Linked DNA regions of Homo sapiens: region 2 is linked to region 1. Evidence: read pairs that join two places in POLR2A ChIA-PET (ENCODE). Cell type or tissue: Panc1. All regions are shown on one strand. Each heading gives the region's core, and the rest is flanking DNA. Links, peaks and the distances in the headings are about the cores only.

What was found. Peaks named below come from ENCODE experiments on the same cell type or tissue, not always from the same donor. Only the 100,000 strongest peaks of a DNase experiment are listed, where the experiment ranks them.
Region 2: POLR2A ChIA-PET joins it to region 1 with 11 read pairs; 1 of 35 experiments calls an interaction of 5 or more read pairs at or near these places.

The regions. Positions count from the first base shown.
Region 1 is chr20:28,600,243-28,605,342 of GRCh38, forward strand. It overlaps the pseudogene FRG1CP. Among named protein-coding and RNA genes, the nearest start is that of FAM242B, 950 kb to the right of the region's middle. RefSeq lists enhancers at 2,267-2,326, 2,527-2,666 and a silencer at 2,877-2,936. In Panc1, for the core only: a CTCF peak has its summit at 2,702 (motif pointing left); a DNase peak (open chromatin) is centred at 2,609; H3K4me3 peaks cover 2,194 bases; H3K27ac peaks cover 2,432 bases.
Region 2 is chr20:29,078,114-29,083,213 of GRCh38, forward strand. It overlaps the pseudogene FRG1DP. Among named protein-coding and RNA genes, the nearest start is that of FAM242B, 470 kb to the right of the region's middle. In Panc1, for the core only: a CTCF peak has its summit at 2,012; a DNase peak (open chromatin) is centred at 2,078; H3K4me3 peaks cover 1,352 bases; H3K27ac peaks cover 446 bases.

The DNA.
Region 1 (5,100 bases), core at 367-4,366:
GAATAAATGGAATTTGCAACTGTAGGTAATATTTAAGCACTTTAAGACAAATATGAATACATCATAAATTTCTAACTAGGAAAATATTTTCAATGAGATCTCAAGAAATGTTAACTTTTTTCAGAATAAAGCATTGAAAACTGACTCACCAACATATCAAGCTGGGTTTCTTCATCTTCTTCTCTTTTTCTTTTCTTATCTTTGTTCTTTTTCTTCTTACTACAGGACATAATTTATATAGATGAGTTTAGGTATATTGATTTGTGTGATAAATAAATATCATAAGATTGAAACTTGGAAGTCTTTTAAGCTGTTTCATTTATAAATTATTGATTTAGGAAGACTTACATTGCTATGCTCTCTTAAATACAGCGCTGAGAATTTGCTTCAGGCTTTGTACATATTATGTTAAAGTTCAAAGCAGATTGTAGAGCCACACTTCCAGATTTTAAATCCTGATTCTGTCACTTCTTAGCTCTGCAATTTTTGGAAAAAGTACTGAATCTCTCTGTGAGTCAGTTTCCCCACTTAAAAAGTTAGGATAATAACTTAACTCTTAAGGCTATTGTGAGGATTAAGAGGTAATATGTATCTTCACACATTGCTGGTGGAAATGTAAAATGGTGCAGCATCTACAGGAAACAGTTTGGCGTTCCTCAAAAAGTTAAAGAGTTACCATATGACCCAGCAATTTTACTCCTAAGTATGTATACCCAAGGGAAATGAAAACTTACTCCCACAAAAATACTTACATAAGAATATTCACACTAGCATTAGTCACAATAGTCAAAAAGGGGAAACAACCTAAATGTTCATCAACTGATGAATGGATGAACAAAATGTTACATCCATACAATGGAATACTACGCAGCCATAAAAAGGAACAAGTGCTACAACAATGATGGACCTCAAGAATGTTATAAGTGAAAGAAGCCAGATACAAAAGGCCACATGTTGCATGATTTCTTAGGAAATATTCAGAATAGGCAATTTCACATAGATAGCAGACTAGTGGTTGCCAAGGACTAGGAGAGGGGGAGGATGGGATGTGACTGCTCTAATGGGTAGGAAGAGATTTCCTTCTGAGATGACGAAAACACTGAGAAACTAGACAGTGGTGAACCTCTTGAATATATACTAAAAACCACTGTACAAAAGGGTGAATTTTATAATTATGAATGACATCGTAATAAAAAAATAAAAAACCAAGAGCGACTTGAAAAAAGTTAATGTGCAAAGTGCCTACAAATATTTCTTGGCACACTGAAAGTGCTATACAAGCATTAATTATGATTATTACGATAATCTTAAGACACTCTTGTCTGCATTATCATCATAAAGTTTTCAGAAGATAACTCACCACTCCTCACAGGAAATTCACAGAGTAAAAATCTCACATTCATTCAGGATATACCTGCCACTTATTCTGGCATCCTCATGAGCCCAGACTCCTCGAGAGGGTTCTCAAGGGCAGTGGCTTCAGCTCACTCCTTGATACTTTCTTTCCATCTCGCCTAAAAATATCAAAACCTCTGTTTATCACGGAGACCAGGAGGAAATGCTCAATATTTGTATGTACAGTCAACCTCGGGCAAATCTGCCAGTTAAAAAAGAAGCGGGGATATGAGTGCACAGGTATTTTTCTCCTAAAGAGCTAATAAATTACCACTACGACCTCCTCCTGACATTTGGCTCAATTTATTTACTGCATATATGTTCTCTCATTTAATCCTCACAGTATTCTAAAGGTATAAAAAATGGTCTGAAAGTATAAATGTGTAAACGGAGGTTCAAAGATATTTGATCTCTTAATGAGTAAATGGAAGTTCAGACATATTAATCAATTTGCCACAAATTACAAAATTAGTAAATGACAGAGTGCAGGTTCCAACCCATATCCCTATCAAAGCCCATATACACCTCAACCACTGTGTGATTCATCCTGATTTCACTCTACATATTAGCTTAGAAAAAATTAATCAATAACTTTTCCAGGAAGAGACAATGGAGAAAAGAATAATCCCTAATAAAGGAAGTTATCATCATGAGCTACAAGATCAGACTAACGCAGACTCACCAGGCAGAGGCCTGGAGAGATGCCTCAGGGGACCCAAACTCGTGGGTACGGGGCCACGGGTCACCCGCCCGTCTATCCTGTTTCCAGGGTCGTCCGCGCGGGAGGCTGCCCCTCTCTGCACAGGCGCCAGGAACCGCTATCTGGCCTCCATCCAGCCCGGACAGGCGCCAGGGCGAAGCCTGGGATGCCACAAAGCCAGCTCTCCGCGGCACGACTTCCACCGGATTCGCGGGGGTGGAGTGCGTCCGAAAAGAACTGAGAAGGCTCCCGCCAGAGCTGCAGGACCCACCTCTTCGCCTTGGTTCCCTTGAACACGAGCTTGGTAGTCTTCACATAGGAGTACTCGACTCTCAGAAGTCGGCTCCGGGAGACTTCTGCGCGGAGAGGCTGAAGCCGGCTCAGGACGAGTATGTGACCCGGAGCAGCACCAGGGCGGGGAGGAACAGAAGTGGAGGCAAAGTAAACATTCCCTGACTGGGTACGTCTGTCCAGAACCCGCCTTCATCTTGACCCAAACGCTGAATGGCTGAGATTTCCACTTCCGAGTTTCTGCTGGGGAGCTACGGCGGCCTCAGAGGGCCGAAAGGTGCCGCAGGCAGCTGCTCCCTGGCTCCCTCTCGAGGAGCCCCTGAGGATTCGTGCCTCCCCGAGGGGAGTAAAGTCCGCCCGAGGCGCCGGTACTGGCGGTGGCGGGGCTGCCGGGCGCGCTGTGAAACGGCCTACCGCTAGAGCTGCGGGCTGGCGACGGTCCCCGCGGGGGCGGGAAGCGGCTTAGGCTGCCTTCGTTGGCCTGCGGCGGCGCGGCTGGAAGCGCGGGCCACTCGTGCGCGGGTCACTCGGGGCTGTGCCTCGTGCGACTGTGTGTGTAGGCAACAAGCAGGAAATACCCTAAAATAGAATGAAGCACCATGTTGAGGGCCGCGGACGTCGCGAGTGCTGTGGGAATGTGGGCTGAGGTGGAGAGTTATGGTGGCGCGTGTTACAAGCTCAGGGGTCAGGAAGAAGGCTAATCGTGGAGGCGGCATCTGTGGAGGGTCTTGAACGCTGGGCAGGCTTTTGCCCGATAGAGATAGAGGAAGCTAGTCCTGTCTGATGGAGGAAACAGGGCGGAGGCGTGGAGGGAGCCGCAAGCAGGCCAGGCCTGTAAAGCAGAGTGATGGGAACCAGGATAGAGAAGGCAAGTCGGGGTCCTGTTTTCGCTGAAGAATTTGAATGAAATCAGTAAACAGGTGAGAGGGATCCATCGCAAGAGCATGGGATGAAACGAGGAGTAGTCCACGGTGATTCCTCTGCAGCGGTGGGTATTATTCATCGCGTATGTGACACCAAAACGGTGGGTATTATTGATCGCGTATGTGACACCAAAACCACCCCACTCCACTCAAGCTGTGGCTCTTTCCCTAAAGTAGAAAACAGAGACCAGTTGGGTTCCAAGCATCCACGAAGATCTTATTAAATTCGTGATCCCTGGTGGTACCATGGAGTCAGGATTGGCTCATCTCAAACCTGACTCAGAAACAAAACCATCTCAATGTGCAGAGATGAGCGGCCTTACCCGCTATCATAACATATTTACTGGTGTTATCACAGTGCTGCACTTCCTAATCCCCATTCCAGGGCAATCCACATGCCATGATGTCCAGAGGCATTAACAAAGGAGACACACAGGGGCTCCTCACGTTTGCTTTCCGCGGTTTTGATGAAAATCTCAGTTTCCTCACCTCATACAATGTGGTTAGTAATAGTACCATTTAGGGTGGAAGAATTAAATGGTAAGAATTATATAGGGTGCTTATTATAACCTACATGGAAAATGCCTAGGATATGTTAGCTATGCTCATCACCAACATCGTTATATGATGGTAATAATCAGATAGTCAGGAAGGCCGACACCAAGAAAATGGATACTTGCTCTGAGGGAATGAATATGGAGAGATCAGAAGGTCAAGAACAAAGCCGTACAACATGTCTGCAGTAAAGGGATAGAGAAAAGAAAGGCTATAAAAGAAGGAGTGAAACAGAGTTAGAGTAAAAGTATAAAATCAAAGCTAAGGAGAATTTCTAGAAAGGGTAATATCATTTAATATCATAGAAGTTTAGGAGCACAAGATGGAAAAAAGGCCGGTGGGTAACTGACATTGAGGCAGTCTTTAGGGAAGCTCCATTTCCGATAGAGAAGTAGACAGAAAGTCAGCTTGAAGCAGGGACTAGGTGAAGAAGCTGTTGGCTGGTCGCATGGGGAAATAAATAAGGGATGGCTTATGCCATATTTCTGGATTTCTTTCTTTCTTGCGCAGCCTCTATATATGCATAGAGTTTGGCAAAAACTTACAAAAAATAAAAATGAAACCAATTTCATTTGTAGACTCAAATACAATGCTTTGTGTTAGAATCAAGATAAATTCATGTCTCTCCCTTCTATTGTCACAGTCAGTTTTGAAATTAAACATCAGCTTTTCTTCCTCATTAAAATCATTTTCAACTCCTCCCAGGTGTTGATGGTTTGGGGGAGTTACATAAACAGTCAGGTCTTGATGAGTAGAGGAGGAGGGAACAAACACTTTCAGCAAGGGCAGAATTCTGAAATTCTGCTCATATTTTTCTCCAGTAACTTTCCTATGTTTGTGAGGTTATTCAGTCATAAAGATCCTAGTGACATTTTTTTCAAGCTTGACTAATCGTAATCACTGTGGACGTTTGTTTAAAATGTGTATTCCCAGGCCTCTCACCTGCTGATTCTGATTCAGAAGATCACGGATGGGACTCAGAATACATGTGTTTGACAAGTACCACAAGTGGTTCTTATGGTCAGGCAAATTTTGGAATCTAACCAGGAATTTATGTTTTTATGACTGGCAGCTAGAAAAGATTCCTAGAGTCTTTGCTTTTTGAAAATAAAATATTCCTTCTTTAAAAGGAAAATTGTATGACTAGATACAACATTTATACGTGTGGCACATGTACTATATGGTGTGCTTTTGTCATATTTACAGTTAAAGATGTGTAAGAACACTCTGCAAAAA
Region 2 (5,100 bases), core at 378-4,377, 480 kb after region 1:
TGAATATCCTCACAAACATAGGAAAGTTACTGGGGAAAAATATGAGCAGAATTTCAGAATTCTCCCTTTGCTGAAAGTGTTTGTTCCCTCCGCCTCTACTCATCAAGACTTGACTGCTTATGTAACTCCCCCAAACCACCAACACCTGGAAGGAGTTGAAAATGATTTTAATGAAGAAGAAAAGCTGATGTTTAATTTCAAAATTGATGGTGACAATAGAAGGAAGAGGCATTAATTTATCTTGATTCTAACACAAAGCATTGTATTTGAGTCTACAAACTAAATTGGTTTCATTTTTATTTTTTGTAAGTTTTCACCAAACTCTAGGCATATATAGAGGCTGGGCAAGAAAGAAAGAAACCCAGAAATATGGCATATGTGATCCCTTATTTATTTCCCCATGAGACCAGCCAACAGCTTCTTCACCTAGTCCCTGCTTCAAGCTGACTTTCTGTCTACTTCTCTATCGGAAATGGAGCTTCCCTAAAGACTACCTCAATGTCGGTTACCCACAGGCCATTTTTCCATCTTGTGCTCCTAAACTTCTATGATATTAAATGATATTACCCTTTCTGGAAATTGTCCTTAACTTTGATTTTATAATTTTACTCTAACTTTGTTTCATTCCTTCTTTTATAGCCTTTCTTTTCTCTATCCCTTTACTGCAGACATGTTGTATGGCTTTGTTCTTGACCTTCTGATCTCTCTACGTTCATTCCCAACAGGATGTATCCATTTTCTTCGCGTCGCGCTTCCTAACTATCTGATTATTACCACCATATAACGATGTTGGTGATGAGCATAGCTAACATATCCTAGGCATTTTCCATGTAGGTTATAATAAGCACCCTATATAATTCGTACCATTTAATTCTTCAACCCTAAATGATACTATTACTAACCACATTGTATGAGATGAGGAAACTGAGATTTTCATCAAAACCATGGAAAGCCAACGTGAGGAGCCCCTGTGTGTCTCCTTTGTTAATGCCTCTGAGCATCATGGCATGTGGATTGCGGTGGAATGGGGATTAGGAAGCGCAGCACTGTGAAAACACCAGAAAATATGATAGCAGGTAAGGACGCTCATCTCTGCACATTGAGATGGTTTTGTTTCTGAGTCAGGTTTGAGATGAGTCAATCCTGACTCCATGGTGCCATCAGGGATCAGGAATTTAGTAAGATCTTCATGGATGCTTGGAACCCAACTGGTTTCTGTTTTCTACTTTAGGGAAAGAGCCACAACTTGAGTGGGGTGGTTTTGGTGTCACATACGCTATCAATAATACCCACCGTTTTGGTGTCACATACGCGATTATTAATACCCACCGCTGCGGAGGAATCACCGTGGACTACTCCTCGTTTCATCCCATGCTCTTGCGATGGATCCCTGTCACCTGTTTACTGATTTCATTCAAATTATTCAGCGACCACAGGACCCCGATTTGCCTTCTCTATCTTGGTTCCCATCACTCTGCTTTACAGGCCTGGCCTGCTCGTGGCTCCTCACACCAGCGCTGCACGTCTCCCTTCTTGCCTCTGCCCTGTTTCCTCCAGCAGACAGGACTAGCTTCCTCCATCTCTATGGGGCAAAAGCCTGCCCAGCGTTCAAGACCCTCCTCAGATGCCGCCTCCACGATTAGGCTTCTTCCTGACCCCTGAGCCTGTAACACGCGCCACCATAACTCTCCACCTTAGCCCACATTCCCACAGCACTCGCGACATCCGCGGCCCTAAACATGGAGCTTCATTCTATTTTAGGGTATTTCCTGCTTGTTTCCTGCACACACAGTCGCGTGAGGCACAGCCCCGAGTGACCCGCGCTTCCAGACTCGCCGCCACAGGCCGGCGAGGGCAACCTGAGCCGCTTCCCGCCTCCGCGGGGACCGTCGCCAGCCCGCAGCTCTAGCGGGAGGCGGTTCCACAGCGAGCCCAGCAGTCCCGCCACCGTCAGCACCAGTGCCTCAGGCGGGCTTTCCCCACCTCTGGGATGCACAAATCCTCAGGGGCTCCTTGAGAGGGAGCCAGGGAGCAGATGCGTGCGGACACCTTTCGGCCCTCTGCGGCCGCTGTAGCTCCTTGGCAGAAACCCGGAAGTGGAAATCTCAGCCACTCAGCGTTTGGGTGAAGACGAAGGCGGGTTTTGGATAGACGGACGCTGTCAGGGAGTGTTTACTTCGCCTCCACTTCTTTTCCTCCCCGCCCTGGTGCCGCTCCAGGTCACATACTCGTCCTGAGCTGGCTTCAGCCTCTCCACGTAGAAGTCTCCCGGAGCCATGGCCGAGTACTCTTTTGTGAAGTCTACCAAGCTTGTGCTCAAGGGAACCAAGGCGAAGAGCTGGGTCCTGCAGCTCCAGCGGGAGCCTCCTCAGTTCTTTTCGGATTCACTCCACGCCCGCGAATCCGGTGGAAGCCGTGGTGCGGAGAGCCGGCTTCGTGGCCTCCCAGGTTTCGCCCTGACCCTGTCTGGGCTGGACAGAGGCCGGGCCGCGGTTCGTGGCGCCTGTGCAGAGAGGGGCAGCCTCCCGCGTGGACGACACTGGAAACAGGATAGATGGGCGGGTGACCCGTAGCCCCGTACCCATGAGTTTGGGTCCGCTGAGGCATCTCTCCCGGCCTCTGCCTGGTGGGTCTGCGTTTGTCTGATCTTGTAGTTCATGATAATAACTTCCTTTACTAGGGATTATTCTTTTCTCCATTGTCTCTTCCTGGAAAAATTATTGATTATTTTTTTCTAAGCTAGTATGTAGAGTGAAACCAGGATGAATCACACAGTGGTTGAGGTGTATATAGGCTTTGATAGGGATATGGGCTGGAACCTGCACTCCGTCATTTACTAATTTTGTAATTTGTGGCAAATTGGTTAATATGTCTGAACTTCCATTTACTCATTAAGAGATCAAGTATCTTTAAACCTCCGTTTACACATTTATACTTTCAGACCATTTTTTATACCTTTAGAAGACTGTGAGGATTAAATTAGAGAACGTATATGCAGTAAATAAATTGAGCCAAATGTGAGGAGGAGGTCGTAGTGGTAATTTATTAGCTCTTTAGGAGAAAAATACCTGTGCATTCATATCCCCGCTTCTTTTTTAACTGGCAGATTTGCCTGAGGTTGACTGTACATACAAATATTGAGCATTTCCTTCTGGTCTCCGTGATAAACAGAGGTTTTGATATTGTTAGGCGAGATGGAAAGAAAGTGTCAAGGAGTGAGCTGAAGCCACTGCCCTTGAGAACCCTCTCGAGGAGTCTGGCCTCATGAAGATGCCAGAATAAATGGCAGGTATATCCTGAATGAATGTGAGATTTTTACTCTGTGAATTTCCTGTGAGGAGTGGTGAGTTATCTTCTGAAAACTTTATGATGAAAATGGAGACAAGAGTGTCTTAAGATTATCGTAATAATCATAATTAATGCTTATATAGCACTTTCAATGCGCCAGGAAATTGTTGTAGGCACTTTGCACATTAACTTTTTTCAAATCGCTCTTGGGTTTTTATTTTTTTATAGCGATGTAATTCATAATTATAAAATTCACCCTTTTGTACAGTCAGTGGTTTTTAGTACATATTCAAGAGGTTCACCACTGTCTAGTTGCTCAGCATTTTCATCATCTCAGAAGGAAATCTCTTCCTACCCATTAAAGCAATCACAACCCATCCTCCTTCTCTCCTAGTCCTTGGCAACCACTAGTCTCCTATCTATGTGAAATTGCCTATTCTGAATATTTCCTAAGAAATCATGCAACATGTGACCTTTTGTATCTGGCTTCTTTCACTTATAACATTCTTGAGGTCCATCATTGTTGTAGCGCTTGTTCCTTTTTATGGCTGTGTAGTATTCCATTGTATGGATGTAACATTTTGTTCATCCATTCATCAGTTGATGAACATTTAGGTTGTTTCCCCTTTTTGACTATTGTGACTAATGCTAGTGTGAATATTCTTATGTAAGTATTTTTGTGGGTGTATGTTTTCATTTCCCTTGGGTATACATACTTAGGAGTAAAATTGCTGGGTCATATGGTAACTCTTTAACTTTTTGAGGAACCCCAAACTGTTTCCTGTAGATGCTGCACCACTTTACATTTCCACCAGCAATGCGTGAAGATACATATTACCTCTTAATCCTCACAATAGCCTTAAGAGTTAAGTTATTATCCTAATTTATTAAGTGGGGAAACTGACTCCCAGAGAGATTCAGTACTTTTTACAAAAATCACAGAGCTAAGAAGTGACAGAATCAGGATTTAAAATCTGGCAGTGCGGCTCTACAATCTGCTTTGAACTTTAGCATAATATGTACAAAGCCTGAAGCAACTTCTCAGTACTGTATTTAAGAGGGCATAGCAATGTAAGTCTTCCTAAATCAATAATTTATAAGTGAAACAGCTTAAAAGACTTCCAAGTTTCAATCTTACGATATTTATTTATCACACAAATCAATATACCTAAACTCATCTGTATAAATAATGTCCTGTAGTAAGAAGAAAAAGAGGAAAGATAAGAAGAGAAGAAGATGAAGAAACCCAGTGTGATATGTTGGTGAGTCAGTTTTCAGTGCTTTATTCTGAAAAAAGTTAACATTTCTTGAGATCTCATTGAAAATATTTTCCTAGTTAGAAATTTATGATGTATTCATATTTGTCTTAAAGTGCTTAAATATTACCTACAGTTGTAAATTCCATTTATTCTTTAGCACAGTAGATGCTACTGATCCCTTTACTTCATTATCAGAACAGAGCACAGGAGAGAAGAATTACAACTCTCTGACTTAGTAGGCACCATTAGACTGCTTAATAGCCAGAGATTCTGATACATAATTTTAAAGGCTTAATGTAAATGTTATTCAACCAAATATATTTTACAAGTTATTTTCTTTGAACATGTATACATTTTAGTTGTAGAAGTCAGTTGTCTCTTAAACGAAGTATCTTCACAGGAAAAATCATCATTTTGTGAACTCTGAAATGAATGAAAATTTTAAATACAATATCAGGGTAGCCTGTAAATGATACTAGAAATAAACTGACCCAAACACACTTAACCAGCCTGTTTTCCACTTAGTTGTTTCCGTACTTGTTTTTCTCTTTTA